2 separate regions of the Mus musculus genome follow, and region 2 is linked to region 1. The links are chromatin loops, found by intact Hi-C in ENCODE. Cell type or tissue: left cerebral cortex. All regions are shown on one strand. Each heading gives the region's core, and the rest is flanking DNA. Links, peaks and the distances in the headings are about the cores only.

The links. A loop is a pair of places that touch in the nucleus more often than their neighbours do. Peaks named below come from ENCODE experiments on the same cell type or tissue, not always from the same donor. Only the 100,000 strongest peaks of a DNase experiment are listed, where the experiment ranks them.
Region 2: it touches region 1 in a loop (10-fold over the local background); 10 of 42 quality-filtered maps call a loop at or near these places.

What each region holds. Positions count from the first base shown.
Region 1 is chr14:67,592,071-67,608,685 of GRCm38, forward strand. No RefSeq gene overlaps it. Among named protein-coding and RNA genes, the nearest start is that of Gm24981, 34 kb to the left of the region's middle. In left cerebral cortex, for the core only: a CTCF peak has its summit at 7,848; a DNase peak (open chromatin) is centred at 7,854.
Region 2 is chr14:67,357,963-67,374,577 of GRCm38, forward strand. Ebf2 (early B cell factor 2) reads left to right here. Exons shown (of 16, transcript NM_001360202.1): 7 at 13,731-13,812. All of the region lies in intron 3 of 4930438E09Rik (RIKEN cDNA 4930438E09 gene), which reads right to left. Among named protein-coding and RNA genes, the nearest start is that of 4930438E09Rik, 31 kb to the right of the region's middle. In left cerebral cortex, for the core only: a CTCF peak has its summit at 10,074 (motif pointing right); a DNase peak (open chromatin) is centred at 10,102.

The DNA.
Region 1 (16,615 bases), core at 4,598-12,597:
GGTATCTCTTCATCTTTCACCCGTCAAACCCAGAGACCTCGGCTTGGATCTCTCTCACATTTTTTAGTCTACCCTTATCGTTCCCTTTGACAGACTGCATCTCTCTCCTCTAGATTAAAGGACATGAGACAGGGAAGTCAGGGAAGAGACTTGTGAGTCAGTATGTTTCAGCTGAAAAGCAAATGACTGAACTAACGAATGGGTGAATAAATGAATGAATGAGTGAATGAATGAATGAATGAATGAATGAATGAATGAAAAGGTGCTCAAATAACAGGACAAGAAATGTAATGAACCGAAGGCAAGCAGTCAAGAATAGGTAAGTCGGGGCCCTAAGGGAAAGCGATAGAGACCCAGAGAAATTTGACAGAGGCACTCACAAAGGAGCAGGGGGAAAAAATCACAATTCTATTTACATCTGACAAGGCCTGTGAGTGCCGTAATTCACACGTTTTTATTTTAATTGACATGGAAATATGAGCACTGCCGCTCTGGAGTGCTTTAAAAATCAAATCTACAGCAAGCAAGAGGCTTTCTAGAAGATTACTCACCTGGGAAATGCTAAAACATGTTGACATAAAACAATAAACTTATTGGACTTTCACAGAGTCCCATGAACAACTGCGGGCTGACCACCCGGTCCTCAGAACTGGAGTCCTGTTTTATTTCCCATTTCCTGGTGCTGAGACCTAAGACCCATCTATGAAATGCTGCAGGGAAAGCAGGAGGAAGAAGAAAACACCCAGGTTGTCCTCTATGTTGTTGTCGGGCATCAGTGATGGAACTATGTCCCAAGGTCAGGGCCACCTGACAATGAGCACAGTTACCCAGCTCTTTGACCATCTGCCATAACTATGTCACTTACTTGCTTACTTACTAAGTACGGAGCTTACTAAGCCCTGGGTGGCAGATTTACTAATAGCTGGGAAGGAGTAGATCTGGAGGTATGAGTGTGGGGGATGGTGTCTTGGTTTAACAATGGCCTGCCTTAGCATCAGTGGCCAGCATTATGACACTGCGCTCAAAAAGGCCCGAGTTATTAGCCTATTAGTATGGAAAAGGTGACGTAAACACAGGAAAGCAAAAGCAATCACTCCAAGTCTAACCAAACACCACGGACGAAGAGCACAGCTGGAAATAAGCACCTTAAGGCTCTGGAGCTAGTAACTCCTCTACTCAAGGGTCTGCCTTGCTGTTGTTCCAAATTTGGCTAACATTCGGCCTCTCTTATTAGAACGGAAATGTTATCTACAGTTGCTATCCCCTTCCCTACTTCAAAAACGTTGTTTTTAAAACATGATATGAATACATTAGAGACTCTTTTCAGTTCTTGCAGGGGGAAAAAGTTCAAATGCAGGAGTCTACATAATAAAGCCTACCCAGATATAACAAATGGGGCTGTCAGATTGATTCTCACTTGAGACACCAACTGTAGCTAATATTCCTGGATATGCAGATGTTTTCTGTCTCTTTCTCTCAGACCAAGAAAAAAAAAGGCATTTAACGGGAATAATGATAAATTGGTATTAATATGAAAAGACTCTGCCGCACGGCGACAAAGAACCCTACAGGTCAAGGTTGGAAACGCATGTGAGCGGCCGAATCCTCACCTCTGTGCAGAGCGGGAATTCATGAGCTAAATCCACTCTGTTGGAAGACCACACAACATTCTTCTTGCAAAGAGAAAAATAAGACCCTGGACTGGACTAAAACTTCTGTTGAGAGAGACCGGATCCCCTGCGGTGTCTGAAACACACTCCACTGTGCTGACGCACATAGAAATTAAGGGCTCTGTAAAGAATCAATGTGCTCACACAAGTCTGTCCAGGGGCTAAAAACTCTAAAGCAAACCCCGTCCGTTCTTTAGTCCCTGTGTGGAGCCCACAGCTGCGCTCAGCAGGTTACACTGTCCCTGGCCGCACCTCTGCTCTCCCTCCTGGGATTCCATTCCCTGACATCGACAGTCACCTCCACATTTGGTTCCACTTTGGCTTTCCCAACCTCTCACCTTCTTGTGCACTTGTGTGGATGCTCTCAATCTGTGGAGAAATGTAAGGAAAACCCGCACTTAGTTTCTTCTGTGTAAAGGAAGAGACAATAGGAGGTAACGGCTAATTGTCTGACGAGGCCTCTCCTGGATGAAGCGCTGATTCCCAGAGAACACTGGGGAAACCCTTACTTGAGTGGCTTGGTAGTCGTCAGCTGCTCTCTGCAGACCTGGAGTCTGTAAACGCGGAGACAGCCTTCGGAGAATTTACTTTGAACAAACAAGTTAGTTCCACGGCTGGGGGTGGGAGGTGAGGGTAGTTAATTTACCGGAAATTGCATGCTATGATATTCAGTCTGTGCATGTATACTCTGAGCCGACGTGGCCTCACTGACTCTGTGAGTCATAAGACTAGAAGTCAGAAACTCACAGAAAGGTGATCAGAGTCTTCACCCACTGGGCTCTGAGCAGCCACACACTTTTCTGCTGAGATGATTTAGGCAGTCAGCCTCCGGGTTATCCTGACTGTGTTACAGAACTCAACAGAAGACAACCTCTCATCTTTCTCCATGTTGATTTGCTTTTTAATTGGGGATGATAGAGCATAGGTGTTTGCTATTATCAAAGCTTACCGAATCTCCGCAATAGCAAGCTGGATTTCCTGTAACGTGGACGCCAGATGGAATGGTGGATTGCTAGAGAGGATCCGTTAGACAAGGAACACCGATTCTGGTGTAAGGGTGATGGGAACTAAAGAAAGCCGAGCTTGTAGCTGATCACATGGACATTTAGCCCACAGGAACTACACAGCTCTTCACAGTCTCTGACAAACCTCAACGGTTACTCGAACGTGCTTCCAGATGACAAGACTCCAGAATCAAGCTTATTACTAAGAGTTCTGCACTGTTGTCTTTCCCTCCACTCCAAGGTTCCCCTTACAGGCACATCTTCTTTGCTATACAGTCTTGTTCCATCCTGTCTAGGGTCTGTGATATCCTGACCGCTAATGTAGAAGTAGTTCTTTCCCGGACCTCCCTGCCTCTTTCTCCTCCGGTGAACTTTGAATTAATTCCTTTCACGTGGGGCAACTTCACATAAATGGCTCACAGCATCCTGTGAAAGGGCTGATGGGAAGCTCAAGCCCCTTTCACTTTCCTGAAGTTTGGACCATTAGCTTTTACCCAGTGCTTCTTGCTAAGACCCTGGTATGCTGAGATCCCTCTATCACAGAGTGAAGATAGTCAATCACCCTTCCTCTCAGTTGTAGCTACACCATAATTGAGCAAGGACTTATTTTTTGTTTGTGACTCTTGGGTCCAAATGCAAGTTTCTGACAGCAATCTAACCTTTATTTACACTGCTCAGTGATAACCATGTATGGAAGCCCTCAGCATCTGTGCCTAGCGAAACAACAAGAGCAAAATGCTCACAAATGTTCACACGATTTCCCTCTTTCTGGTCATTCTAACCTTCCCGTAATGTACATAGTACATTCTATTAAAAATATTAATTAATTAATGTTGACAGAACTGTAGAGGCCATGTAGGTGTTTGGTACAACACAAGGTTGAAGATGATGTCGGGGCAGCAACTACTGGGGACACTGATTAGAGTCTCACTCAGCCCCATAACAAGCTCTCCAGATCTTGACACACCAGCATAGTTTATCAATAAGACAACAACCCAAAGAAAAGTAAAACAAACAAAATAAAGCACAAAACATGAAAGCCTTGCCACTTTGCAGTTATATAGAGATCCATCTTCTCTACATCTAAATGTGCACCAAGTCAAACATGGCTCTGTGTGTGTGTGTGTGTGTGTGTGTGTGTGTGTGTGTGTGTGTGAAGAGCCATGGGACAGAAGCATTCTTCAAGGCTAGGTCAACACTCCTGCAACTCATTTGTCAAAAGACACATGTTCACTGACTTCAGGAAACACCAGTTCTGGGTGAAAAAAAGAAAAGACTATTCATTTCCCGATCTCACAAGGAAAGGTCACTTTAAAACCCATGAGCCAGAAGGAACAGGCGGGTAAACAAGAGACCCAATTGTCTTCCTCATCCATTAGCTTCTGCTGTGTATCCTGTGAGTAACTCTCAGATTCTACAAAGCCCTCAATACTTATTTCTGAACAATCCAAGAAGTGAAATGAACTCTTCGTTAATGGTCAGATTAGGAAACTGAAGGCTGGGATTGGAGAGATGGCTCAGTGGTCAAGGGTGCTTACTTCTCTTAGCCCCTAGTTTGACTCCCAGAACCCACATGGGAGACATAATTATCTGCAATTCCAACTCCAGGGATCAGATGCCCTCTCCGGGTTTCTGTGTGCAACTGCACATATGTGGCATACACTCTACTCTCACTAACACATCCACACACATATGAATAAAATATACAAAATAAATCTTCACAAACAAATAGATTGCTTACTTTTATTTTTACTTTTTTAAAATAAAGAAGATGGTATGAGGCCTCAAAAAGCTTTAAGCCCCCAATTTAGAGGCTGTTTAGACATCAAGGTTTAGTATGTTTATTTAATTGGCATTTGCTTGACACCTGTTGAACGAAGAGTACTTTAAAAGCATAATAAGGCAGTTAAGATACAATCCCCACCCCAAGAAAACAATTCCATCCAATAGAGTGGCAATCTGGTGGGACAGCTGAGAAGCTGCGGGAAGCACATGTCCAGGTGAGCTTGGAGAGTCCTGGGCTCCAAGCCTTTCCTGGCTCACAAGCATAAGGCCGATTCCCACTCAGTACCTCGCTTATGTCTGCTGTGAGCACAATTAAGACTGTTTGTCTTTCTTCACGGGATAACCACGAGGAGTAAAAGAGATGCTGGCTGAAGAAAACGTTTAGAAAACAGTTTCTCAGGGGCTCCGGAGGTAGCTTTGTTGTGAGGCGATTGTCTGGCTAGCATGAAAACCTGAGTTTGACACACACACACACACACACACACACACACACACACACACACACCTTCCCCTCCCCCAAAAAACCCTTATAAAAAGTCGAGGTATGGCACACACCCCTAGTTCCAGGCCATGGGCATCAAAGTCAGGCAGATCTCTGAGTCTGAGGCCAGATTAGTCTATGTAACAAGTTACAGGTTATCCATCTGTCTCAAAAAACAAACTGAATAGGGACAAGAGAAAGGCCACACTGTGGCGATCCCAGAGCGGAGGAGAGAATGGTGATCCCTGGGGTTGGTGGATGGCCAGACATCCTACACAAATCATCTCAGGCCTGTGAGAGACACTGTCTCAAAAAGAGAAGGTGGGAAACACATGAGGAACAATACTTGAAGTTGTCCCCTAGCCTCCACATGCTCAGATGTGCACCCATCCAAACATGCACAGAGGAGAGAGACAGAAAGAAAGAGAGACAGACAGACAGACACAGACACAGACACAGACACAGACACAGACACAGACACAGACACAGACACAGACACAGACACAGAGAGATGGAGGCAGAGACATACAGATTACCAAATGATACAAGCAAAAGATGCTACCTTTCTTGCTGATAAAGTCTTCACTTTTAAGACTCTTTACAAGGCACTGTCAATGGGGTTTTAATTTTTCTAATGGCTGCTGTCTTTGACTCTGGGTGCATCTGAATGTGAGGCAGCTGTGTGCCAGGAAGCAGGGATAAAGAACGTTTTTTACCTGAGACCATTTTCACTCCTGTCTAGTGTGAGTATGAGAACCAGCCCATCTTTGGCACTCAGCTTCTCTTTCATGAACAGGCCTTTCATTTCAAGAGTTAAGGAACTTCCAAGTCATCTGCTTAGGTCCCTGGAGAAACTTCAACAAGGTGTTTTGAGGAAGGAAATATTTGTGTCATTTTCTTCTAAATGTCTCTTTCTGAAAACTGAAAAGATTCGTCTCAAGGACATCACACTGAAGTAGTGACTGTTTACACAACTCAAAAATAAATTAACGGGGGTGAGTAGACTTATTAATTCGGTGGTTTATTGAAATTCCACAAACATCCCGAGTCACCCAAATCTATATGCTTGACTGTGTTCTCTGGACATTTGGTTTTGCTTTTTCTCAAATAAAATTAACGATTAATCTACATTAAGGCAATTCCATTTAAACTTTGCTTTCTTTTTTTTATTTTATTTTATTTTTTTTTTTTTTTGAGACAAGGTATCTCTATATAGCCCTGGCTGTCCTGGAACTCAGTATGTAGACCAAGCTGGAACTCACAGAGATCCACCTGCCTCTGCCTCCCAAGTGCTGAGGATTGCACGCACGTGTTGCTATGTTCAACTTCAACTTTTGTTTTCAACTGTTATCTTTGTTCCTTGAATGGGCCATTCTTTATTTGAACTCATCAAGTGATGTGGTACCCTGAAAAGAATAGATGGGTGTCCATGATTTTCATTTGCCTGGTAGTCCCTTTTTTTTTTTTTTTTTTTTTTTTTTTTTTTTTTTTTTTTTTGGTTTTTTCGAGACAGGGTTTCTCTGTGTAGCCTTAGCTGTCCTGGAACTCACTCTGTAAACCAGGCCGGCCTCGAACTCAGAAATCCGCCTGCCTCTGCCTCTCAAGTGCTGGGATTAAAGGCGTGCGCCACCACGCCCGGCTTTGGTAGTCCCTTCTTAACCATGATCTCAGCTACCATAGTCTGCCAGAGTCTGGAAATACTACTTGGAAGATTCCAGAAATAAATGATATGTATGTTTTAAATTGTGTTTTTAGAGCTTATGAAATCTCACATCATTCTGCTCCATCCTGCTTGACATATGAGTGATCACTTTGTTCAACATTTGCATGCTGTATACACTATTTGACTGTTAATCATCTCTCAGCTATCTGGGTTACCATATTGATTGTTCATGATGCAGTGTTTGTATTCAAGTAATCTTTTCCCCCCCCAAAACACAAGAGCAGTGGTACAAAGCGGGCGCCTGAGAATGAAATGCATAAGGATGATGAACCAGTGTGGGGCAATGGTGGGCATACAAAAAGAAGATAGCAAATACAGAGATTGATGCTATGTGCTATTTTAGGCATCTACTGAAAGGCTCAGAACAAATCCTCCAAGGGTATGGAAGATGACTGCACTCTTCAGCAAGGTATTTCAGACCCAGCCCTGGACTCTCTCTCATCTTTCCTCTTCATAGCCCCCACATTATAGGGCAGAAAAGTCCGCATAACTGAGATGGCTGCTGTATTCCCATTACAGCACATACTTTCCTGTGTCTGTGCGCCATCTTTATGTTCTCTGCCTGCAATACCCTTTCCCCACTACATTCAACTGTCAAAATCCTTTAGCAGCTAAGTGCCTTCCCCACTGGGTCCCTTTCCTTCATCACGGCCCCAACCACTCCCCCTTTGTAATCCTCCTTGACTAAGTTAATGTACTCCTTTGTAGGCACTCCTGAAGATGTAGCCCATGTCTTCCCTGCACTAAGCAGGTAGACTCCTGGAGGTCATTCTTGTCCTACTTTTCTTTGACTCAGAGGTGACTCACTCCTTATATAGCGAAATGTTTCTGTCAATGGAAAAGGAGAGCCATTACTTTGAGTGAGTTAGGTCGAAGACATCCTAAGTTCAAGACGTGTGTTAAAGAGAGTAGAGGAGTGGATGGAGAGACTGGTAAGAAGTCCTGTTGTTTCTGGGGTTCAAGGACAGTCTCTATGAGCCCATCAGGGACCCACCTGGTGCAGATCAGAGTGGAGAGGAGGACTTGTGTGTACAGACCCAACTGACTCGTCCCTTGAGGCTGCCAGACAAACCAGGGGGAAGAGTTAGAAGGGAATTTTGGGGCTCAATTTGGGGAAGGGAGTGAGCTGGATTTACCCTCCCCAAAGGAGCCACTCTGGTCTGCGCCCATATTCAACAGTGGCACCGTGTGGCAGCAAGGAGTAATGGCAGGGCAAGGACAATGGCAGCCAATAGACAACCTGTAGGCATCAGGGGGATCTCTACTGGAGGGACTTTGGAAGGTTCTGCAGAGAGGAAAGGGATTCTTAGGAGAGTGATGTTGACCTTCTGATGACGTCAGTGGGAGGTGGGGGGAGAAAGTGAGGGGCAGTTATTTTAACCTGAGTAACCAATTGTGGAAGAGTCTTTACGATACTGGCAGCCCCTGAAGGACAGACAGAGCCCATTCTCATTCTGGTGCTTGAGGCATAGACATTGAATTTGAAAAACAAAAACAAAAACATGTTTACTTTGCATTTATTTGAAGACAATAGACCCTGGAGGGAAAAGGAAAAGGAATCTCTTTCAGAGAATGCTGTCCCCAATGTCATTCACTTGACTTGGAACATGGATGGCTGTTTTGCCTCTCCTTGGACACCCACACACATCAAGATGCTAGCTAGTTGATTTTCCATGAAGTGCTGGGAGCTAAGCTAACCTTGCTGCATTCTTCGGTGTTCACTCATGATGTACTTGCCATCGTCTGAAGCCCTTTCCTGCTAGGTCACCCCTGACCTGCTAAAAGTTCCCAAGCACTTTTCCAGTTGAGACCACCTCCAGGCTGGTCCTCAGGCTGACCTTCACTCCCGCATATAACTCAGCAGTAGCGAGCGCGCCATCCTTCATCCAGCATAGAGATGCCACTGCGTGCAGATCACGTCCTTCCCAAGAGTTAACTTTCACTCAGGGTGCCATGGTTTTAGAACACAATCCCTTCTTTTCCCTGCATTTTGTACTCGTGAGCATCGACTGATGGCCTGCCTCAGTCTCGGGAAAAACCATTTCTAGAAGACGAGAGGAGTGGGGCTTGAATTATAGAACATATCGCCATCCCCTCTTGCATGATAAATAGCTGTTATGGTCATTTATCGTTCCCACGTTCCGAAGTCTAAAACTGCTTTACAGATGTTCTGTAGCTCAGCCTCCCAACATCTGTGCTAGGAAGCCTGGGTGCACAGTTACCAGCTCCATTTTGCAGATGAGAATAGTTACGGGAGGCCCAAGGGGCACTGACTTGACATTTTTAGGACGTTGTGATTATACTTTATTAGCCTTTACTCATAGCACTCGGGAGCAGCAGGTAAGCAGCATGTGTGAGTGTCCGGCACAAGTCATTCTATAAAGTCAAAAAGTGCTGGAAACAGAACCCAAGAGTTAAGGACTTCTTAGCTCAAGTTGCATTCATTATTTTCCTAAGTGAAGGGGCATGCACGTAATCACGGGTATGTAGATGTACCCAGGAACGCAGTAGCATCCACAGTTGCACAAGCTTAGACAATGCAGCCATGTGGGTTTTTTCTCTCTCTCTTTCTCTCTTTTCTTTCTATTTCCAAGGAGCAAAGCAACCCGCTCTGCCTCTCTGGGTTCTTGGATTGCTGACCTCAATCCAGGGCGCTGCCTGAAAGACGTGGTCCCTTCAGGGCCTCTAAGGTCCCTAAGGACTATGAAGCAGGACTGTACTCTTGCCTCATATTAGCTGGGGTCTATCCAACTAGGATTCAGGGGGAAAAGGTAATATAACTTTACACTATGGTTCCATATCAACACTTCAAAGTTAGTTAGACTTTCTCATTTTTTTCTCCTCCTCTCTCTAAATGAAGTCTATTACCTTGAGGTATCTCCTGAGATGCTGTTATCTGCTGTCTAGATGAGCACTGAGTACTTAAAGGGCCGGCTTGGGTTGCACTGTGCAGATGGTTGGAAAACCACATTAACCTGTGTCCCAAGGTGAAATAGCGAAGTTGCCCTGGAAGCATTGGGGAGGACGCCCCATTCCTAATTATTTCCCTCTGCCCTCCTCCTCGAGGTGTTCAGTGCTCACACTGCACACCACCTGCAGAACCAACTGGAGAAGCGTTTTCAAGGAGCCTGCCTTCCTATACTCCCCTACACCAAGAACCTGCCCAGTCCAGGTCATCTCTGGAAGGCAGGCCTTCTCATATCCGCAGGGGAAGGTGGAAGGTCCCACCGCAGACTGGAGAAAATTCCCAGGCACTTGGTCACTCTTACCCTGGTTCTAGATGTCATGTCAGATGTCAGCAAGGCAGTAAGAGCTCGGGCTCTGGGTCTGTGCGACTACTTTCTCAGGGTCATTGCGGGTCTGGGATTGAAGAAGCCTTTTGCTTTCTCCCAGATCTGTAGTCTGCTCCTTCCTCTTCCTGCTCCCTGGAAATGAAGTGAGTGGTTTTCATCACCACACAGTCCCTGACGGTGCCGTTAGCAACCATGGACCTGGACCTCTAAGGCCCAAGTCAACCCTTTCTCTATAAGCTCATTCTCTCTAGCATGTTAGAGCAGTGCCCCCTGCCCCGGGGCCAGATACCACTATGTGAGGCAGCGCTCTCATGGCTAACCCATAACCTGAACAAGAAAGAGTCTTAGCTAAATTCAGACACCTTCTACACAACATGAAAACTCTGTGTTCTTTCACTCAGGAGCTCAGCTGGTCATCATCATGGGGCTGTCCTTCGAAGCCCTACTCACGGCTGTTTTTATTAAGGTCTAAATGTAAATCCTCCAGATAGCTTCATTTCCATTGGTTTGGTTTTGTTTTGTTTTGTTTTGTTTTAACCATCTCTGGTGAGTTAATTGATCTTTTATCTAGTTCCTTTATTTTCACCCAAATATTTCTTCCTAACTCATCTTAAAATCTTCTCTCCCCCTCTCACCCCTTTTCTTTCAGAATTTCATTCATGAGTGCTGTGTTTACATATGCCAACCCTCCTTCGATCTCTCCTCCAAGTCCTGCCTAGTCCCCCACCCCCTTCAGAATGCTCTTTTCTGATCAACGTTTTCTAGCAGAGAAAGGCATTAGGGTTTTTTGAAGTAACAGGGGGGTGGGGGGAATATTTATTTCAAGCCTTGGTTTCTACCTCCTCCTCCATCTTCCAAATGCTGGGCTAAGTCTGGCTTAACCCAAAGAATTGACTGAGTGTTCCTCCAGGAGAATGCTGGCTCCTGCTAGCAAGGATGCAGAAACTTGCTACCTGGCTCTGTCAGGCATTAGCCAAGCCTCCCATCATTTGTGGTAATCAAAAGGAAATAGTTTTCTGCTCTCCAGTGGAACAGGATTTTTTAATGGAAGCCAACAATGGTTTCATCACTGCACCCTGAAGCACACATTTCAGAAAACTTCCCTCTTGTTCTTTGAGAGTTGCAAAACAAACACCAAAGGTCAAGTGCTTCATTTTCTGGCAATCTTAGCACCCGGGTCCTGTCGGCCGGTGCTTAGTCACTAGGCTTTGGGTGAGGGGGAGACTTTCTAACTTGGAGCCTGTGGGCAGCCAGCTTTGATTTCTTATGACATGCTGTTCAGAATATTTCTATGATACAAAAAAAAAAAAAAAAAAAAAACAGAAAGCGGTTTAATGAACATGTTTTATGCCTGATGAGAAAAACTTTGCTAGTCCGCAGCTCCCAACAGAAATCCCCTTATGTCATGTTCGTAATGAGAAGCCATTCCTGTCATATGGATCCAAATGGATGTCTACCATCCTTGACAGCCCCTCTCACCATACCTTTGTCCCCTTGGTATTGCCTCTGATGGTCCAATGGGGCACAAAAGTTCTAGGTCATTAGTCATGCAAAGGCTCTACTTTTCCTAAGATGCAAAGATGCATATAATGGTGGCTTGGAAATGTTTTTGCTAAAACTTCCTCATGACAGCATTTGGCATTTTGGTAACACCAAACAAGCAAAGATCTCTGTAGACCCTTGATGGGTTGTCTGGCTCACTACCATAAAACAAAGAGATATCTGGAATCTTTCCGTGCAAGAGATTGTACTGGAAAACGCAGGCTTCCTAAGGTTCTGGGATAGAGGTGGGCTTGATTCTGTCCACAAAGCTGGCCAACTAGGAGCTAAAAAGCACTCCCCACTCGTTGGCAGGTTAAGGCAACAGTCCTCCTTTCTACCTCAGCCTACAGGAACGAAGCTGGATAGAGAGCTGAAGGCAAACATAGCTGGCCATGAGAGCTGAGCCTTGGCTCCAGGAATCCCTAAGAAGAGATGTTGACACGTTGTCTCAGAGGTAAAAGCTACCCCCACAAGATGAGTTCCAATACTCCCTAAAGAACCCCAGCATTGGCCCAGTGGGTCCAGCTTTCAAACGGGACCCTATTTCTGGGTGTAGACAAAAGTGACATAAGAGAGGAGAGAAGGGTGGTAGGAAAAGGAGGGAAAGAAACAGAAAAGGGTGTGTGGAGCAACAACAACAACAAAAACTCAGTGTTTCCCAGAAGTCAGCATACCATACCTCCCACCTCCCACAATGCCTATCATCAAGGGCTGAAGTATACTATACAAAAGGAGACTGTTTTAAACTCCTTCTCTCATCTCAGATGCTGCAAAGCACTCTGAACCTGCAGCATCCTCCTGCCTCCTCTCCACCCAACCCTTTCTTTGCCTTTTAGCTCTTATTTGTCTTCACTGACCCTGCCTCTAACATTTAATTTTCCAAAAGCAAGAGAAAAACCCTGCAAAGACGAGGAAGGAAACCCTTCCAAACTCTGGTCTACACTGTGGAGCCTGAAGAATTTTTGAGGCATGAAGTAATTAACCGCTCACCACCTCTGAGTGTTAAGAGACGTATGCTACTGGCATCTCCCGTTTTATAGCCAGCATGGCGGAGGCGAGCCCAAGTTTAGAGACTCTTCCGTGGTACCAGAGTCAATAAACAAGAGAGTAACGTACACTCCCTCTGGCCCTTCCTGGTCACTTCCAATCGAGTCATTTACTGTCAAATGCTTGCTTGCTTTGTTTCTCTCTAATCCCCTCACCATTAACATGGGAGCCTGGTGTATGTTGGCTTCTTAACAGCTTATAGGACCACAGTCACTTAGGAGCCATAGAAAGCAGCATGGTGTCCTCACAAGGGATGATGAGAGAGAGGTCATCAAGCATGAGAGCCCAGTAGCATCCTGCCAGGCACCATCTCTCCTTGATCCCATCGCCCAGTTCACTGGATCTCTGCTCTGACAAGATGACTGCTCTTTGTTTGGGGTCTATTGTTTAGGATCAGTTTCTGGTCTGATGGAGGGAGGAATTAGATTCCAAGGTTGTGAGTATCCCTTATTTTTGTACTAGGCAAACTCCCTTGTGCTTCTTTTATTGCTGTCTCCTCTAACCCAAGTTCCTAGGCAAAGCTAAAGTCTAGTTCAGAACAAAAATAAGAAAGTAAGATTTGGTGTAGACCAGCCTCTCCTCTTCTGACTCTAACATTCCCTGCAGCTTTAGAACTTGAAGATGGGTCCTGGTACCTCTCCTATCTTATATGGGGATGACAGTGCCTAGTACAACAGATTGGTCCAGGGGATGAGCCTGGAAAGTTCTGAGCAGCCCTGACACATGCTGACATAGCATAGGGGTACACTGCTCCTTCCTGCTTCCCACAATTAGCTCAAGTTGTTGTTAGTAGGACGAACTTGGTTAATGTGGTCCAGAATCTCTTTTGTTCTTTCTCCAATAATTGGTAACTAATTGCCAATTAACAGTATTCTTCAAGATAATAATGTTATTATAAATATGGAAGGAAGGAGAGAAAGGGGGCAAGAAAGAGAGGGAAGGAAGAGAGGGAGTTGGGAAGGGACAAAGTATGGAAGGATTAAAGGAAGAGGGGAGTTCACAATAGCCAAGTTATAGAACCAGCCTAGGTGCCCATCAAGAAATGAATTTAGAAGAAAAATGTATGTATGGGACTATAGAGCTGGCTCAACAGTTAGGAACACTGGCTGCTCTTCCCAAGGACCTCGGTTTGACTCCCAACACCTACATGGCAGCTGACAACCATCTATAACCCTAGTCCCAAGGGATCCCAGGCCCTCTTCTGGCCTCTGAGGGTGCCAGGCACAGAGGTGGTGTACAGTTATATGTGTAGGCAAGACACCCATTCACACAAAATAATAAAAATGTATAGACGTTAAAACGCAATAAAAGAAAATGTCTATATGCACAGTGAAGTTTCATTCAGCCACAATGGAGTTGGGTAGAACTGGAGATCATTGGGTTAAACAGAACAATCCTGGAAAGTATTCAATGGTTTCTCTTGCACGCAGCATCTCTACATCAACTGATACAATAGGACATGGAGGGAGGATGGGTGCTGCTTGCAGAGAGGAAGAAGCCAGTGGGAAGGAAGAACAAGAGATGGTAACGGAGGGCTGAATATGATCAGAGTTCATGGTATACATATATAAAATACTACAATTATTCAATATAACCGATATGACATGATAATATGAATGGAGTGCAGGGGGGGCAGGAGGGGAGGAAGGGAGGGAGGGAGGGAGGGAGGGAGGGAGGGAGGGAGAGAGGAAGGTGGCTGCCAACTGTTCACACTATAGCAATGCAGCATGCTAAGAGTGAGTATGGATTTAAAAAGCAAGCCATTTTGAAATCTTGTTCCCTAATGTATGCTACCTCCATGACCTTAGGCAAGTTCCCAGCTTTTCTTCAGCTCCCAAATCTTTTAAATAAGTTTATAATAGGAACCTTGTCTCGTGAGGTTATTTTAAGGATTCAATGTAATAATGGTCATGAAGGTATCTGGCACACAGGGTCTGGCCCTTGACAAATGCAGAAAAAAAAAAATCACAATAAAAGAAAATAAAAAAAAAAAGCTGATTGAATTTAAATGTCAATCCTAAGATTATTCACCGGAGCCCTCCTAGGGAGCCTAACTCAGTTTCCTCATCTGAAGTAATCAGGAAGGCTGCGCCCGCCCAAGGTATAAATCGGGGAATGTCCTAGAGGGATGAGAAAGCTTCACTGTTCAGGTGCAATATTAAGTTGTTCTTATTAGAATAAGCTCCCGAACAGCATGGGGACAGAGCCAAATCCAATCCACCTTCAACAGGGCAAGAAGCAATCGCTGTTCCCCAGGAAGAGCGATACATAATTCAGCAATGTGGAGATGCCGGTCGGCCGGCCCTCTCTCATCTTTTCCTTCCAGCAATGGCTCCCGCTCACAGGTTTCAGAACCATACACAGCATATACTCCCCGAAAAGGGAGGCGGAAACACCCTAAACCAGGGAGGCAGGGGCATTAGAACAAGGTTTTGCCCTAACAAAAGTTTCTAGTGATCTCTTTCTGGACTTGAATCCCTTAGGGCTGGGTCTGCAATGCAACCTTGTGACTGGAAGGGCCTTTAAAGCCTTAGACCCCTCTTCATCTTGCAAACAGCTCTCATTCTTTGTGAGGCAGCTGTTTTTGTTTGGGAGCTTTTTGTTGTTGTTGTTGTTTTTCATTAAATTGTCACAACAGTCTTCTCAGTTGGTGCTAATCTTCCTAATTCACAGATAAGGACTGGGAATGTCCAAGTAGCTCGTCCCACACCATGTTGCTGATAGGTGGCATGCCTAAAATTGAACCTAGATACAATCTTCCTCACTCTATGGTGTTTTTTGCTGCTAGAGCCAGGGGCCATTTCACACAATATATTTCCCCGTACTTTCTATAATAGCACTGGAATTAAAAATGTGGAGTAGATGGTTAGTAAAGTGCTGTGTGTGTGTGTGTGTGTGTGTGTGTGTGTGTGAGAGAGAGAGAGAGAGAGAGAGAGAGAGAGAGAGAGAGAGAGAGAGATATGTGGAGGTCAGAGGTCAACCTCAGGGACATTCCTTAGGATACTGTCCATCTTGGTTTTTGACACAGGACCTAGATCTCACTGGTTTGGCTAAGCTGACCAGCCAATGGGGACCAGGGGCCCTTTGGTCTCTGCTCCCCAGTGCTGGAATTACAGGCTCCTACTGCCATTCCTGGCTTTGTATGTGAGTACAGAGGGGACAAACCCAGATACTAGTGCTCAGGAAACAAGGACTTTACCCACTGATCTGTCTCCCCAGGCCACTCCTCCCTTACTTTTGTTAACAAAAGAGATGAGGCCAGGCTTGAACAGTCCAGGGCGGGAGTGATTCCAGCCAGAACCTAAACATCTTTTATTTTCATTATCTAAATTGTTTTCCCTAGAGCTAGCTTCCCAGTTATGGCAATGCTGTAACAATTCAAACGCGTATATTTAAGTTTCAGAAGACACTTGGTTGATCTAAAGAAATGTAGAGTGTAGTCTGTATATTGCGAAGGCTGGGCCAGGGAAATGGCTCAGCGGGTGAAGGTGCTTTGCTGCTTCACGGAACTACTGCTTGACTCTGGGCTCCAGTCCGCACCGCGGGAGGAAAGGACCCACGCTCACAAGTTGTCCTCTGACCTCCACACGCGGGCCTTGATGTGCTTGCATGCTCACACACACATGCACACCCATGCACACACGTCAATTTGCTTTGAATTGCATACGAATCATCTGAGTAGAAGCCCGGAGTGGTTCTCAAGGGTGATTAAAATGAAGTTCTCGCTTTAAAAAACAATTGCGACCGCCGGAAGCGAAGGTTGGGCATCACAGTTCGCGGTCGGTCGGTCTGTGAGGACAGTCCGAAGTTTACAGACGGTGGCCCATGGAACCAGAGAGAGAAACCCCAGAGGAAGCAGGGAGGATTAAGCAACTGCTAGCTGGGCTCCGAAGAGCAGAGCTCTTGGTCACGTGACTGCAAGACAGGCAAAACCAAAGAGAGCTGCAGTTACCTGCAAGCCTCCTGGGACAGGAGCAGCCTCGGGTGCCCGAGGAGAGCGCAGGGTAGCGGAAAAGATGAAAGGCCTGGATAAATATAAAGACCCGGAGGCTGGGTTTCAGACAAGCCCT
Region 2 (16,615 bases), core at 5,292-13,291, 230 kb before region 1:
ACATAGGGAGAGGCTACCAACTACACTCCAAACTCCAGGGCCCCCGAAGGCCCCTGTGGATCAAAGGAGCTCTCCACTTTATCAGACCATCGCCTATGAGACAAGTTCAGGCCAACCCACTCATATTTTTTGTGTGCTTGTGATACTGGGCATTGGTTTGAAGACATCAAGCAAGCCAGACAAGTGTTCTACCACTGAGCTACATTCTAAGCCCGCTTTCTGTATCAATTACAGAGAGGAGGAAAAGAGGAGGTTGATGGAGACCCATGGCCCGAAGCTGAAGTTTGGCTTTGGGGAGGAAAGGGGAGAGGGAGTCAGGGAGAGACAGTGGGAGGGACAACTAAGAACTCTGTGTGTGTGTGTGTGTGTGTGTGTGTGTGTGTGTCAACACAAGTGCGGAACTGTCACAGTGAACCCCAGTACTCTGTGTGCTTACTAAAGACCATTTTCAAAACAAAGAGTCAGCCGGGACAAACATTCTCATGGCGTGGCAAAGAAGTTCCTGGCTTTGGTACTAAGGTCTGGAAGCCTTCCCAAAGCTGGTAATTCCTGCCGAGTGAATAGAGGTTCCAAGAGCCAGCAAAGTTTGTACAACAAATTGGAAAATAAACGTATGATTCTTCTAATCTCATGCAGGCTGAGGGGCTCGGGTCCCATTAGACTAAATATGACCATGGAGTCCTAAACTCACAACACTCTAGAATATTATTAGCCATATCCAAATGCTTTTGTATCAAACTCTTGACCTGATTTTTGTCCCAGTTTCACTTTTATATCATCTTGGTTTAGTTCTTCTTTAAAAAAAAAAGTTAAATTTTTTTTTTAATGAAAGCCAGTTACCTCTAAGTAATAGAAGAATCTGTTTTGCTAAGGGAGCCGCAGAATATTGAAATACCCGGTCCTATATTTTTATGTGGTTGGCAAATGCAGTCTAAAGGTGGCTAATGTGATACCCAACCTGGTGTTAATGGCCAATGATAATTCCGTATGTACCACCTGCTACCTGTCAGGACACACATTCTCTCTTTTCCCTTTTTTGGCTTGAAGGTGAGACTGACTGTGGATGTGTCTCTATGGCTGGAGGTGAGGCCTGCTGTCAGATTCGCCAGATGAGCTGAGACTGCTGTCGTCACCACTTAAAAACCCCACTTAAAAAAACCGCACATCCTGAGTGTGCGAACTGGGGAAAGTCGGGGTGGGGGAAGCGCAGCTTGGAAGGATAAAGAAATGAGGAGCCCTGCTCAGGAAAGGAAACCCTCCTGGTAAAAATTAAAATTAGAGAAGTTCCTGAGGAAGTTCTTTTAGGGGAGAAACACATTAGCTGAAGTGATGGCTTTAGCTAACCATTTTATGGCTGTGCATTTCGATGCCTCACAGTTTCAGTTTCTCCTTCCCTCTAACAATTGCCCAGGGATGACGCACACGGAGCTAACTCCATAGTCAAGACGGCTTCTTCTCAGAGGAATATACTCTCTCCTATGAGTATATAATTTAAGATTTACTGGGCATAGATGAAGGGAAAAAAATCTCTAAACAAAGCCTCTTGCCCATTCATAGGTAGGACTTGAACCCTGTAAGTCTTTTCAACTCTCAGGTCTGCTCCATAGAACCCAGGACTCTTCAGGCCAGTACTTCATGGAGGAAGCCCGGGGGCTTACATTTCACCCTTTGAGTTTAACCAGTAAGCATTTCTCTGTTTCAACAAAAGAAAAAAGAAAATCCAAAAAACCAGATACACTCCTAGTCTGAACTGTAAAGAAACTAGATTCCAGTTTTTCAAAATGACATATGAGACAGTTCACAGAAAGTCCTGCACACCCAGATGAGTTTTCATGAATCTCGTTTTTTAATTTTTTTAAGGGATACTTTTTGTCTTTTATTAGCATTGTTTGTTTGTTTGTTTGTTTTTTATTAGCATTGTTAAACCAGTGTTCCTTCCAGGCAGCCACAATTAGCGGCACACTCCCTGCCCTTCCCCGACACCTTTGTTTAAGTTTTAGGAACATTTTTTGGTGAATCATTTAATCTCTTTCAACAGGACTGACCAGAAGGCCTACTCAGCAGTAGGGACCCTGAGCTCACGAAAATTGTTACAGCCTTTCCCAAGTGTTCCCAAAAGATGTATTTTTGCACTCGAGTTAGTTGTTCAAGAGCCCTGTGAGGTAGCTGATGGAACCTCTTTCTCCAGATGAGGAGAGGAGGCCCCTGGTGTAAATGGTCTTCATGGATACGGGCGGGCAGGGTTGACCTAAGAGTGTGGGCCTGGCTTCCTGTCTGGGCCAAGAGGAGAACCCGAGATTCATTTCCTCGACTCAACTCTCAAACTAATTCATCTCTTACTTTTACATCTCTTTCATCCCCAGCTCTGAACAAGCCAGGGGTAGTGCTGGCTTCTACCAGTGGTTCTCAACCTTCCTCCTACTGTAACCCTTCAATAACAGCTCCTCAAGTTGTGGTGACCCTGCCCCCCTCCCTAAAATCATTTTCGTTGCCATTTCATAACTGTAAGTTTGCTACTGTTACGAATTGTAACACAAATATCTGTGTTTTCAGATGATCTTAAGCGACCCCCCTCTCTCTCCTCCCACCCCCCCCCCCATGAAAGGGAGGTTCTTTTGACTTCCTAAAGTAGTTGAGACCCACAGGTTGAAAACAGCATCCAGTCTAAACCTACCCAGGCCAGAGCCAGTTGATCAGAAGTTCAAGAGAGCCGGGTGTACCTCAGCAACTAATCTCAGGCTAGGCAATCCTTAGGTTACTGCGGATGCTGTTTCACTATGTGAAAAACTCAAATTCCATGTTCTCCACAGTGAATTTTTCCTTTTCTCTAAAGCTTTCTTAACCTTTCCTTGGCCACCAATGGATTCCCCAGGCTGTCTCTCTAGTCTTTTTTCAAATTGCCTGACTACTAGTCCAGCCTGCCTCAGCCTTCCATATCCTTGTTTTGCATCGGATGTTTAATATGTTCTCTTTCTAGGCCTTGAGCTCTCCTGAGCATGACTTCTGTGGAGTCAGGGACCAAGATGAAGTTTCCTGCTTTGTCATAAAACTCTACAGTTTTACGTGTTCAAGTGCACAGATGCCTAATTTGGGTTTTCTTTTCTAGACTGGTAGTTTTGGATTTTCTTTTCTAGACTCGACTTTCCTGCATGGAAGGGGGGGGGGCCCTTCATTGTAATCATCACCAAATGGATACAGTACTAATGGAACTTAATTGTTTCCACTAGACGGATCTCGGGTGTTTTTGGCAGCCAAAATGAAAATGATTCCAAATACCATCAAAGAGGCTTCTAAGCCCCCAGCATGCACAGAGTGTTTTGATATACAGTACAGTGTTAATAGCATTATCTCATCTAATACAACATACGGTTACTTTAATCCTCTCCCGCCTCTCTGATCTTGGAAGATCCGACGGATAGACAGCAAAGAATGAAACACTATATACAAGGAGACAAAGGGAGTCTTAGCCCCCATCCTCTGGGTGTGATTTTTTTTTTTTGATTGTTCGAGTGCTGGCTTCAAATACGTACCATTATCAATACCGACTTCTGCATCCTCCATGCTAGTTTGAGTTTGTATGCGACATCAAACATACCTTTTCACACATGTTCCTTCCAGATTTTTTTTAACACTTACTTAGCAGTTTATAGAAGGAAGTGAATGATCTCCTCAAGCTGCTTACAAATTAAAAAAAAATCTGTGCTTATTAATTATGCAGGATTAGTCTAATTATAATTCAGCAAATTAATTAGCGACAGAAGGTGTTCTGAAACATTGGAGTACATTTGCATGTTAAATGGAGAGGCTAGTCTGTAATATATGTAAATTTATGCATGGCTTCATAGTTTAATTTAAAAATTTGCAGCTGCATATGGTATGGGAGCAGGTGAAAAGTCAGTTTTAGTTTAATGACGCTAACAAACATTGGATGGTGTCCTGTCTTAGCCAGAGGATGCACTCGTATCTGCTAATCTCTGAATCTGTCAGATGAGCCTCTTGTTACAGAGATGCTCAAGGTCACTATTGAGTGGACTCGTAGGTGCCATAGGTATACACTAAAGACCTGGGCGGGAGAGCGGCGCTAGGAGACCAGTACCCACTCAGCTCTCTTCCTCACTGTCTCCTGTAGTGCGAGCTTCCTCGCTGCCTTTGGTTTAAGGAGAGGTACATTCCAGTCTACTGAAACAGGGCTATTTTTTTTGTCTCCCTGGTATCAAATCTGGCAGGTGTAAAATAGCTGTCCAACCTTGATTCCCTTTCCAAATCTTCACATTTGCACTTCATTTCAATTTCCCGGAGTCGTGGGAAAGTTATTACTGAGTTATGAATTAATGGTAGGGTAGAGAGTTTTACACACTGGCCTCAACCATCTGGCAAAACAGTAAAAACCAGTGGACCAGGCAGCAGCAAAGGGCTCCCGGTGTAATCGGTGTTCACTGCTCAGCCTAGCAGAGATGAGTTTAGCTGGGAGGGCAGAGAACCAGAGGGGAAGGGGAGGGGAAGCCTGGATTGACGGGGACTGGGGCTGAGGACCCATTAAGCCGATGACTGGCTAATAACTTCATTTCTCTCCTTCATCCAAGGAGTCATAGTAGGGAAAAAAATAGATTTGTATCCTCACTCTGAAGTCTCAGTGTGTGTGTGTGTGTGTGTGTGTGTGTGTGTGTGTGTGTCGCAAGTGTGTAGGTGATTTGGTTTTACTGGGTTCTTTTTCCTTTCGGTGGTGAGAAGGGAAAGAAAGGGACAGGGTAAAGGAAGAAGTCCTGGTTTGAAAATTAAAGAAAGATTGGGGTATGGCTCAGTGGTAGAATGCTTGGCATAGCAGTCGCAAGGTCCAGGGTTTGATTCCCAGCACTAGAATTAAAAAAAAAAATGATAAAGGAAAAAGACAGATCTAAGTACGTTTCCAGGATCCCCAGAGACACAGTCAGAGACAACTAAAATGACAAACTCATTCTTAGGGTCTTTTCCAATTCAAATCCAAAGAACTCTGTCATCAGTTTCACTAATGGCGTCGGATTTTGATCTGAGTGTAAAACCAGAGACTTGTCCTGAGAGATGTTTTTTCCCATGGTGCTGAATAATGGAATGAGACTGGATATGGAGTACAACACAAATGTTCCGTGTAGAAGCCTGGTCTTGAGCAGCCAAAGTGTGTTGTTACCTGGTCAGGATTAAGAGGGCAGTGAGAAGAGGTGAGGCCCCCTGCTTTTACCGCTTAGTGGCTTTGTGCACAGTCAGTTGTTTGCCACTGAGGCTGTGGGAGACCCTTTGGAAGGCATCGGGAAATGGCTTTGAAATAAAGTCTATCGATAAGGGAGTCAGATTTACACAGTGCTGGGAAGTCCTGCCTCCTGGTGCCTAAATGAATACAACAGATCCTACCCAGGAGGCACCACGTTGAGGAGCAGAGATCTATGGCCAAACTGAAATGCCAGGAGCTTGTCACTGAAGTACACAAGGAATGGAAAATGATCCTGAGGGCGTGTTGCCAGCTAGGAGCTATGCGTGGACTCTGAGTCATGACCAGGTTTGTTGCAGTGTGGAAGACTTTCACCAGCCACCGCTTGTTGGTTGTCTCCTGCAATCCTGTTGGACTGGATTAATTCGTTGCTGTTTTTTTTTCCTTTTTAATATGTCCCCCAACAATTGAGGGAAGTTCAAGTAGAGAGTACATGTGAGGGTTGAGGGGCACCCTGTCCTGAGGGAAACCAAATCTAACTTTGTGGCAACCCCTGTAGAGTCCTGATGTTTTAAAATAGAGTGGGGAGAGGGCTCAGCAGGGAAAAATGCTTGCAAAGATGAGGATTTAAAATGGAGCTTTAGAACCCATGAAAGAACCAGGTGTGCTAGCACGTGCATGTGATCTGAATGTGCGTTTATGCAGGCATGTAATCCTAGTGTGATGCTGGTGTTGGGAGGTGGTGTCAGGAGGATACCTAGTGCTTACAAACGAGCCACCACACCTATGTGGAGACCACGATGACAAGGAGAGACCCTGTCTCAAAAAGCAAGATAGGAATTGATTGAAGATAAACATCATCATTGACCTCTGGCCCCTGTATGCACCCTTATATGTTCCTCTGGCCCCTACATGCACACATATATGTTCCCCCACAAGTATCATGGGAGTGGAAGGCACAACACAGAGGAGAGGAATAGAAATGTGCCTAGCAAAGGATGCCACCTCACTGCATGCCGGACACTTACCCAGACATTTTACACAGATAGCAAATGCTGGCCTTTGACAGTCCCTAATTTTGTGATGAATATTAAGCAATAATAATCACACTGCCATTCACAGTGGCCTTGAAGTCACATGACAGAGGCTTGGTAAGGGCTCCCCTTTAGCTGCCACACATGACCTGGGAGTTATCAACTGTCAAAGGAAGTAGTTGTTTGGTCTGTTTAAAAATCTCAACCCTCAAAGAGCATCCTTTCTCTTAATTACTTAAAACTCAAGTTTAGTGTTTTCTAAGATCGTCGTCAGCATCCCATGTACCACTCACTGATTTCTGCCTTCTTCCTCCATGAAGTTTGGCGAACAAATGGTCTGAATCGTCCTCATTCGATTGAGGAGCTTTCCAGGTTTTCTCCAGGGCCCTGCAGCTCTTGGGGGCCATGCTTACATCCTATTTGAATTCTTGAGATGTCTTCTAAGTGTTTGATGGAGCTCCCATTTTCTTCTACACACTCCAGTGTCACCACTGGGGCTCCAGAGCTTTCCAGACCCTGATAGAAACAATAAGCACTTTTTGTTTATGTGCTCGTTTGGTTTTGCAAAGAGAGAAGTGACTTCACACTTGCTTCCAGAAGAAATTGACATGATGGTCCCCATGGAGACCTATGGGGCGCATGTCCCAAAAGCGAAGAGCTGCTTGGCAATGTGTTAGGAGCTTGAACAAACTCCCCATGGAGTAACAATTTGCTAAGAGTCAGAGAGACTGGAGCTTGGCTCTCTACCCACTCTTCCACAGACGAATGTTTTCACCTTGGATAATTAATCTGGTAAGTTTAGAGAAGTTTTGAGTTTTTCCATAGAACCAGGACATTAAGGTGCCTGTTCCAAGTCACAAGGATGTAATGAAACCACACACGGCAAGTGATGTGACAGGCCATTATTATTACTGTCAGCATAGACTTTGAGTCAAGAGGGCCTAGGGAGATTAACGGTAGTTGGAAGCAAGAAAAATTGTTGCTTAAAAATATTTCTGTTGCCCCAGTGTGAGGGCACACACCTTTAATCAGCACGTCGGAAACTCAGGCAGATGGATCTCTGTGAATTCAAGACCAGCCTGATATACATAATACATTCCAGGCTATCCAGAACTACATAGTGAAACCTTGTCTCAAATTTTAAAAATTTTCAAATCCCAGTTGCCTTTTACTGAAATAATCCAGGTAAATTCGTGTTAGCGATAATATGTTTTCTTCTTTAAGAAAGTCTGAGAATGCCGGGCAGTGGTGGTGCACGCCTTTAATCGCAGTACTTAGGAGGCAGAGTCAGGCAGATTTCTGAGTTCGAGGTCAGCCTGGTCTACAGAGTGAGTTCCAGGACAGCCAGGGCTACACAGAGAAACCTTGTCTCGAAAAACAAACAAACAAACAAACCCCAAAAAAGCAAAAGAACAAAAAACAAAACAAATAAAAGGTCTGAGACGAACAGAGATAGTTCTCTCTGCTCATATATCATGGTTATAGTTTAAATGTCTTTTCTTTTTAAATTAAATGGAGACGATAGAATATCAGCTTACAAAAAAATGTCTGCAACCATCCCTCCTTATCATTGTCCCTAACCATTTCGCCATCCACCGATAAGGAAATTATCAGATGGCCATTCAAGCCAGTCAGTCAGAACTTTCTATCCACCCTGCCCATGAGTCTTGTTGGGCCTTCTTGCTAGCTGCTTCGGCCTTGCTTAGGAAAACCTCAAATACCAACCTCTCCCATGCTATACCCGCAGCTTGTTTCTGGAGGTAACAAGAGACCATTGGGAGCTTGGCTATTCAGTCTCTCTTGCCAGCTGTCAAGAGTTCTCACTGGGTCCTTAAAGCTCCAGGGCCCTGGGTGGACTCCTTAGGGATCAGACTTCTCAAGGTTACTTTCTCTTCAGGCCAAGGCTGGGCCTTATGTGTCTTAAATTTGGAGTCTTTTGGAGGCATTTACTTATTGATTGATTGATTAATTGAATGGTTGATGATTGATTAAAGACATAGCCTTTATTTTTTTAAAAAAATGTATTTATTTCATGTATGTGAGTACATTGTTGCTGTCTTCAGACACACCAGAAGGGGGCATTAGATCCCCATTACAGATGGTTGTGAGCCACCATGTGGTCGCTGGGAATTGAACTCAGGACCTCAGGAAGAGCAGTCAGTGCTCTTAATCGCTGAGCCATCTCTCCAGCCCAAGATATAGCCTTCTTTTAAATGCTGGAAGGCTCAGAAAAGACACTAAAGATCAAGATTAGGGAGAGCACTCTGGTGTTTTTCGCTAGTCACAAGGGTAAGCCAACCCCACGAAGGCTTTCTCAGCACTAACAACGGGGTCCATGTGTCCATCCAGCACAGCTTCTCACCTTGAAACTAGAGACTCGATTGCTAGATCTCCTGAAAGAGGAGACTATATGGAAAAGTTCTCGGAGAAGAGAGGACCCGTCCATCCCTTTTCCTTGGCACTCTGCCATCTGGTGTGGCCATCCATACATTTAGTAGCTGAAATGCATTAAAGGAAAGGGGCTATTGTCTTTCTTGGATCACACATGAACAATGAAAAACAACTGAATTTTAATTTAGTGGACTTTTAAAAGGTTTTGATAGCTAATCCAGATAAAAAAGGTATCTTCCTCACAAATCCATGGGCACATCCCTTTATATATCCACATGATCTATGAGAATACAGTAGCCAGACATTTGGCTCAGCTTAGAGACTCTGCCTGCTTTTGTGGCTATGCAGTAGGTATAGCATCATTGCGCTTGGCCTTTTGAGCACGTGTGGCATTATCTTGTCTATAGCATATGAGACATGGTTATGTCATGACAGAATCTGAGAACATACAAAGTTAGACTTTCCTGTTTGAAGGGAGTCAGGAATGAAGCTTCAAAGGGAGTTATTTTACATGAGGCATAGTTCTGTGTGATGACAGCTGTTACTCATGTGCATCTCCTTGGTGTGCACAGCTGTACATGGTTTTTCCTGAGTCTTCTGTGATGGGTGACTGACAAGGCTTGGTATTAGAAAATTTAAAGAAAGAATTAGATCTTAGATTTTAAAATTGGAGGTACACTGAACAGTCTCTTCCATAAACCCCGAGAGGCAGGACAGTGCCTGGGATCCTCAAATATGAGCTCAGAGTCCTGGAGTCTGAAAAGGATGCCCAATAGTTGTCTTCCCTGTGATTTTGTGGTGCATCTGCCTCAACCATTAGGCATTAGCTTTGACCTCTGTTGTACAATAGTTTGAAATTCAATTTCTATTCAAGATGGGTCAAGGCAAGTTTAAGCCATCTGAGAATGTCATCGTGTTCTTAAACAATGCAGAATATCCCAATATCCCAGAGATTGGGAAGGAGAAGGCATATTTCCTTGAATACCATGTAATAAGCTTTGATCTTATTTGGACTCATGTCTAGATGTTTCTAGAATCATTTGAGACCCTGGAGTAAAAGCACATTCTGAGTAGTTTGGTTGTGTGCTTCACAAGGTCAAGACCTTTGCTGCTGTGTGTGACCTTTGGTGGCATCCAGAACACACTTAATCAACGAGACAAGAAACAGAACCAGCAGAGGTTTTCAAAGTCAAGGGTGTTTTCCTTGGTGACCATCTTTGGCCTAATGTTTTCTTCTTGGGTATAGTGTACCTTCATGGGAGGGTACCAGATTCCTCCTTCCTCATTACCCTGTTCATTTATTTATTCTCCTCCCCCCCTTAAGTAGATGGCCTTCTAGAGAGAGAAAATTTGCTTTATTGAGATGTAATTTACCTATTATGATGCTGACCCTTTGAAATTTTTTTTTTAAAGTATTTGCTGGTGATGATGGAGCCATCACCACTGTGTAAGGAACAGAGAGCACCAGATGGCGCTGGTTGCCAGAGAGAACCAGGTTCCAATTTTATGTCCACACTGATCCCTGATAGTTTCCTCAAATACCTGGGGCCTTCCTTTCTGTGACTCATGAGATGATTCTTCTCGGAGAGAATTGTTTTGAGACTTAAAATGATGCCCTGTATACCAAGTACAATATAGTATCTCTTTCTCTATGGCCTCACTTTTTTTGGGTATCAATTACCCATGATCAGTTGTGGCCCCAAAAATATGAAATGGAAAATTCCAGACACGGACAACTCATGGATTTTAAATTTCTCTACATCACAGTGGACTTTAATGACTGTTTTATTTCTTTTCTTTTGTTATCAGTATTTTCTTACCTCAAAGCGGCTCTTTCTGGAAGGCTCTCACTTCTGCCCTTTATTTAATTTTCCCTATCATAGAACATGGATATTGCAATGAACACCAGATTAATCCAGTTAAACATTTCCTTAAACAGTCAGAGAAACTAAGGCCCAGGAAAGGCGGGAGGGGTCTAGTCACAAGGTCAAGGCTAGCTCAATTCTAGCACGTATTTGTTAGAGTGGAGCAAAGCCTTCTGGGACAGGGCACTGCCCCAGTGATCTAGGAATCCGGCTGGAATGCCAGGCTCTGGAGTCCACTCATTGACCCCACATCTCCTAACCTCTTTCTGCAAAAGCAAGGCTACCCTTGCTGTTGTTTGGGTTCACTAGTTAGGAATGTAGTCAGAAGGCTGGCAAACTGCAGCATGCTAAGTGCTTATAATATTCATGAAGTCACTGTTGTTTAGAAAAAGTGGAAACCACTCCCATTCTGAGGAGAATCAGCACATTTGGTCTGAATCTTGGAATTTGTGGGGGGGGGTTCTGTTTCTGAATAGAGAGGGCTGACATTCTCCAGGCACCTCTGGTTTTGGAGGGATCAAGACTCAGGGGATTCTGAGAGAATCTGTTCCTTGCAAGTTACTCTGTGGCTAATGAATGATATGGATCATGAAGAGTTTTGCACCAAGCGATTGGGAAAAGGGTGTGTGTGTGCATGTGTGTGTATCTGTATGTGTGCACATGTGGTCTATGTGTGTGTGTGTGTGAGAGAGAGAGAGAGAGAGAGAGAGAGTGAGAGAGAGAATGTGGTATGTGTGTGTGTGCATCTCTGTGTGTATACATGTGGTATGTGCGCGCGCACGCATGTGTATGTGTGTTTATGTATGACAGAAGTCATCAGTAAAATATTGAGAGAAGATTTGACCATGTTTGTAAGCCTTAGAATTTCTTTTAATTAATTTTTAAATTCACATATAAAAACATCCACAGCAGCACTTCCAGTGTTATCCATTTAGCAGTTATATATTTAATAATGTAACATTTCCCCATCCCCCCACTCCTCTCTTCCACTGCTTCTTTCTCCCCCTTTGTGAGCCAAATGCTACATCCTTGGTATGCAGGGGTCTGCTATATAGGTTACAAACAGCCCTCAGACAAGCAAGAGAATCAAAATTGGGTGTTTTCCGTCCGAAGAACTGTTTAGGGTTCTAATTTAAAATGAATAAAGCCTTTCACCAGGCAGAGTGTTTCCCTAAATCAACTGGATTTTATGTAAACATTTATCTCTTTCACACTTTTCCACCTACCACACCGTCCCCGTAGTAATGGCTCGGTGAACATTAATGCTTTCACCAGATCTTATTTTGGAACAGGAGTGGGGGAGGAGAGGGAAGTGCGCACGGGGCACGCAGAACACATTTTCTGGAGCCCAGTTGTTGAAAAGGCAAAACTTCAAAAACCAAGGAGCAAATGAGAAGATGCACTCAACCTGGCTTTGACATGGGGAAAAATGTAAATGACCTCTGGCAGGTGTGTGTGTTGGGGAGCAGATATGGTGTGGGGTAGCTGTGGGCGTCTTGTTTGGAAAGAGGCTCCAGCGAGCAAGGCAAGACCATAGTAGATCCTCGGAAGCAGCTCTGAGGGTTTGTGAGTGCTCATGGCTGGTGACTATAAGGGATGCATTTCTCCACCCAGAACAAAAATGCTTGCTTTCAGTCTCGACTTAAACAAAAGCCTGCCTCCCTCCTAAGCCCACCCAAGTGAGCCCAAGCAGACATCCCCTGCACTCCTGAAAGCTGGGGCAGGTTATAAGCGGTCCATCCTGTGCACAGCAATGAACTGATTTCTTTGCGTGGTCCTTCTGGAGAATTTTGATCAACACCCCCTCACCGCCATGACACAGAAAGTCATGTCTGACCTCCCACATACCCCATACAAGATAGCCCTAGAGACAAGCCCAAACCAGATGTTAAATAATGGAAAAAATTTAACCGTCATTTCCAAATTTGAATCCAACCTTATTCATAGATAGGGTTGGGAGTGTGTTGCCCAGTGTTTTTAGCAGAGATTAAGAGATCAACTCTCCCCCTCGGTCTGTTACCTTACTGGCATCTTCTCATTGGCTTTGTGTGTGTGTGTGAAACATACAGTTAATTGGAGTGCTTTCAAATTCTTTTGTGTGGTTGTTTTTTTTTTTTTTAAGCAAAAAACAAAACAACAAAACAGGCAGAAGGTCATGTCAAGAGCCTCTCACCAACCCGTGCTTTTAAAACAGAATTTTCTTAAGACTGGTTCATTTCTACTTATTTTTATTGGTAAATCCTGGGGAAAATGTATATCTTTTCCTTTAAAGTTCTAATTCAAGGCGTAGATGCGAGAGTTCTGAAGGGACCTTGGGACTGCGGTAAAATTTCGTTGTCATAGTAACAGAAAGGGAAATAGGCCTAGCTCACCTGGGACTTCAGCACTGCAAAAGCTGGATTTTTTTTTTAAAGGACTCTGCAAGTGAAATAAATGAAAAACTTATTTATTTTGAAACAAAAAAATTTTAAAATAGGAATGAAGCAAATTCCTGCAAAGGTTCCTTTTGCCATATTTCTTGATTGGTGCAACTGTGTGGCTCGAGCGAGATGCCCAGTTTTGCAATGACACAGATCATTTAATGGAATATGGGCTTCAAAAAAGAAAAATCATGTCTTACAAACAATAACCACAGATTGTGATTTGAGTTAGTCTGGATCGTCTCTGGAGGGACTGAGGGGCCGTTTCCTATTTGCTATTAATCATGAATGCCTGGGGTATCCTGGCCCGGTGGACTTGAGCTTTAGATAATTATATAGTATTTTATTATTTCTGCACATGTCGTGGGAAACTCTGAGACCACCTTTAGGTGTGAGCATAAAGGTATTGTGTGGCCAACCAAAGGTACAGACACGAGGAATGTCATAGGTTCTGAGCCTTGTCCTGTCATTTTTAACCCAGAGTGATACTTTCTGTCCAGCAGGGGCCACTGCTGTATTCAGAGGCCTCTTTTGCAGACTGAAGGTGGGTGGGTGTGCGGACCAGAGCCCAGATTGGGAACCGCTTAACAACCCCCCACCGTGATGGAGCAAGGGGGCTCTGAGCTTGCCATCGAAAACATTCAAATTTGCAAATTACAGAGGGTCAGCAATGTTCCTCTCCCAGGCATGGCTGGTTGAAATTCCCCAGACCTGAAACACAATCACCTATTTTTTTTTTCCTCCTCAAATCAAATCTAATAGAACACAGATAGAGTCTCTCGTTTAAAAATGTTTACTGGAAAAAAAAAAAAACTAACACATTGCTTTCTCTTCACAGATTCTTTTTAAAATTTTTCCTGAAGTGCAATCAGAATTGTTTGAAAACAGCGGGAAACCCAAGGGACATGAGGCGGTTCCAGGTAAGGGGCCCTGAGGATCACACCTATTAAATAAGTCACCCTGTTCTCTCTCTCTCTCTCTCTCTCTCTCTCTCCCTCCCTCCCTCCCTCCCTCCCTCCCTCCCTCCCCCAATCCATCCCTCCTTGATAGCGTTAAGGATACAAAAGATAACATGGTAACCTCCCTCTACCAGGATGGAGGCTTTTTTTTTCATTTTGTAGTGTTTAGGGTTTTTTGCCTCTCCTGGCAGAGCCTCATGGGAGAGGCACCAGCCCGGGCCAGAGATTTGATTTCCAGCCCTCAGGCTGCCCCTCGCGCTCACAGCTGCCCGCAGCAGGGGCCATGTTCTTGCTACTCAGCCACCTTGGGATTTTTCAAAGCTGCTTCTCTATGTGTTTTCTGCAAGCCACAGCCCTGTCCTTCTTTTTCCACCGGTTAACTATTCGGTGATCTCTCAGCCTGTTGGAAAGTAGCAACCCAAGCAGCCATGGTCACTTTAAGAATGCAGCATGACAACAAGACCCTGGGGATGGTGACCCAGCTGCCTGACAGTGAAATCTGCCTCCGATTTCATCACCTCTGCCACTGATCGGGTTGAGGAGACAGCTAATAAACAGAGCTGGAGCAGAGTGTTTGGTTAGAGTTGGGAGCAAGTGCAGCTGCTTGGCTCCCTTTCTGACGATCAGAAGGACTGTATTTAACTCAACTCATGGCTCTTCTGCCATCCTTGCCTGCCATACATGTGGAGCTCTCTAGAGTTCCCTATAGAGAATCCGAATGTATTAAAGCATGGCGCCGGAGCACGTGACTCAATGGGGTGGAAAAAAAAAAACAAAAACCCAGAGCTGGCTAGACTAGTGCCTCAAGAGAGAGAAGGTTCTAGATGATGCGGAAACTTGACCCTGCTCCAAGAAAGAAGGTATTATAACCAGGAGGACTGGTCACAGACCCTCCCGAGATTGTGGGTGCGCAAGCGCCAAAGCTTCTGGGTTTGTGTTTTGTGATAGCCTTGAAATGGGCAATTGTGTGATATCTGTTTACTTCATGCTGGACCCCAGCAGTTATGACCATTCCCGCCTGTACTTGGGAGAGTGTCTATGGTGAAGCCAAATGTCAAAAGGGTGTTGGAGTACAGAAATGCTGAAGAACTAACAGGAGCCCTTGGTGTGGCTCAGGGAGAGAGTGTTTGCTTGGCGAGGGGAGTTCTGGGTTCAACCCCTCAGTACTGAGAAGAGAAGAAAGTAAATAAAAGAGAAGGGAACAGAGGGAGGGATAAGAGAAGTCAAACAAAAAGAAAAAGTCCTGAGGAGTGCTGGGTACTCAGTAGGCCAGGGCAAATGCATCTAAAAGCGTCCATCCTGCAGTCACCGCGCTGCAAACCGCAGCATGGGTATCCAGTTATTGTGCCATGACCAACACATTTTATTTATTTATTATGCTTACCCTATCTATCTATCTATCTATCTATCTATCTATCTATCTATCTATCTATCTCTGGTTTTTTGAGACTGTTTCTCTATGTTGCTTTGGCTGTCCTTGAACTTGCTCTGTAGACCAGGCTGGCTTCAAACTCAGAGATCTGCCTACCTCTGCCTCACCGAGGACTGGTATTAAATCTGCACTACCACTGCCTGGCCCAACACACACACACACACACACACACACACACACACACACACACACACAGTTGTCATGATAATATTTAATGCTGTCTGCTTCTCTCCACTTCTCACTCTGACTTCTCTGCTGAGTCATAGGAAGACAAGCAGAAATGCAGTCCGACTTCTTGGGGATCTGCAGAAAGGCCCCAGCTCTGGAAATTTACCATACCCAGGGTTCCAAATGTTACTACAAAGTTAAATAAATTTTTTTTTCTAAAGAAAAGTGCATAGTAACAGAGTCTCATATTGCCACCAGGAGTAAATATTTGCTACACTGCTGGAAGAAACACAGGCTAGAGAAACAGAAGCAGGCAGCTTCGATCCTCAGGCTATCTTATGCTGCTGCACCGGGCAGCGTTTTTCATTTGAAGAGCCTCTAAGAACTGGGATGTGCATGTACTGGACCCTTCTGATTTTTCACTGCCACCCCCAATTTAGAAATGTCCTGAGCTGGGCATGGTGGCACCCACCTTTAATCCCAGCACTAGAGAGGCAGAGGCAGGCGGATTTCTGAGTTCGAGGCCAGCCTGGTCTACAAAGTGAGTTCCAGGACAGCCAGGGCTACAGGGCTATACAGAGAAACTCTGTCTCGAAAAACAAAAAGAAAAAAGAAAAAGAAAAAAAGCAAAAGAAAAGAAATGTCCTCCTGAGGCAAACACACGCCAGTGTTGCTTGTTTCTGCAGGTCTTTGCTATGTGAGCGTTACTCTGCTAATGTGCTTTTCTGGCTTAGAGTTAACAGTGCTGACTTCAGAGCCACCAGAGCTCCTCAGCCTTTCAGGGTGTGGTTTAGCTTCCTCATTCATGGATGAACAGAAAAGCTCTCAAGTTTCAGGACCCTGTTATCTCCAGGGCGGACATAACCACACTTGTCCATTTTATTTCACATTCTAAATTTACATTATAAGGTGATGTTCACGTACAACACACATCTCCATCGTGAGTACATTAGTGAGTGAGTGCCGGTGACTTTAACACATTGGCAGCGTTGTGTGACTATCACTTCTGATTCCAGAACATTCTTTACACCTTGCGAATTACTCTGGGCTCCCCACTTTCCGTTTCTTTTCAGTTACCTGAAATCACTGATCTGCTCTTTGGCCTTTATGAGCTTATTCCATATAAATCTACAGAAGTCATAAAAATCAAATCTCTCAATATCT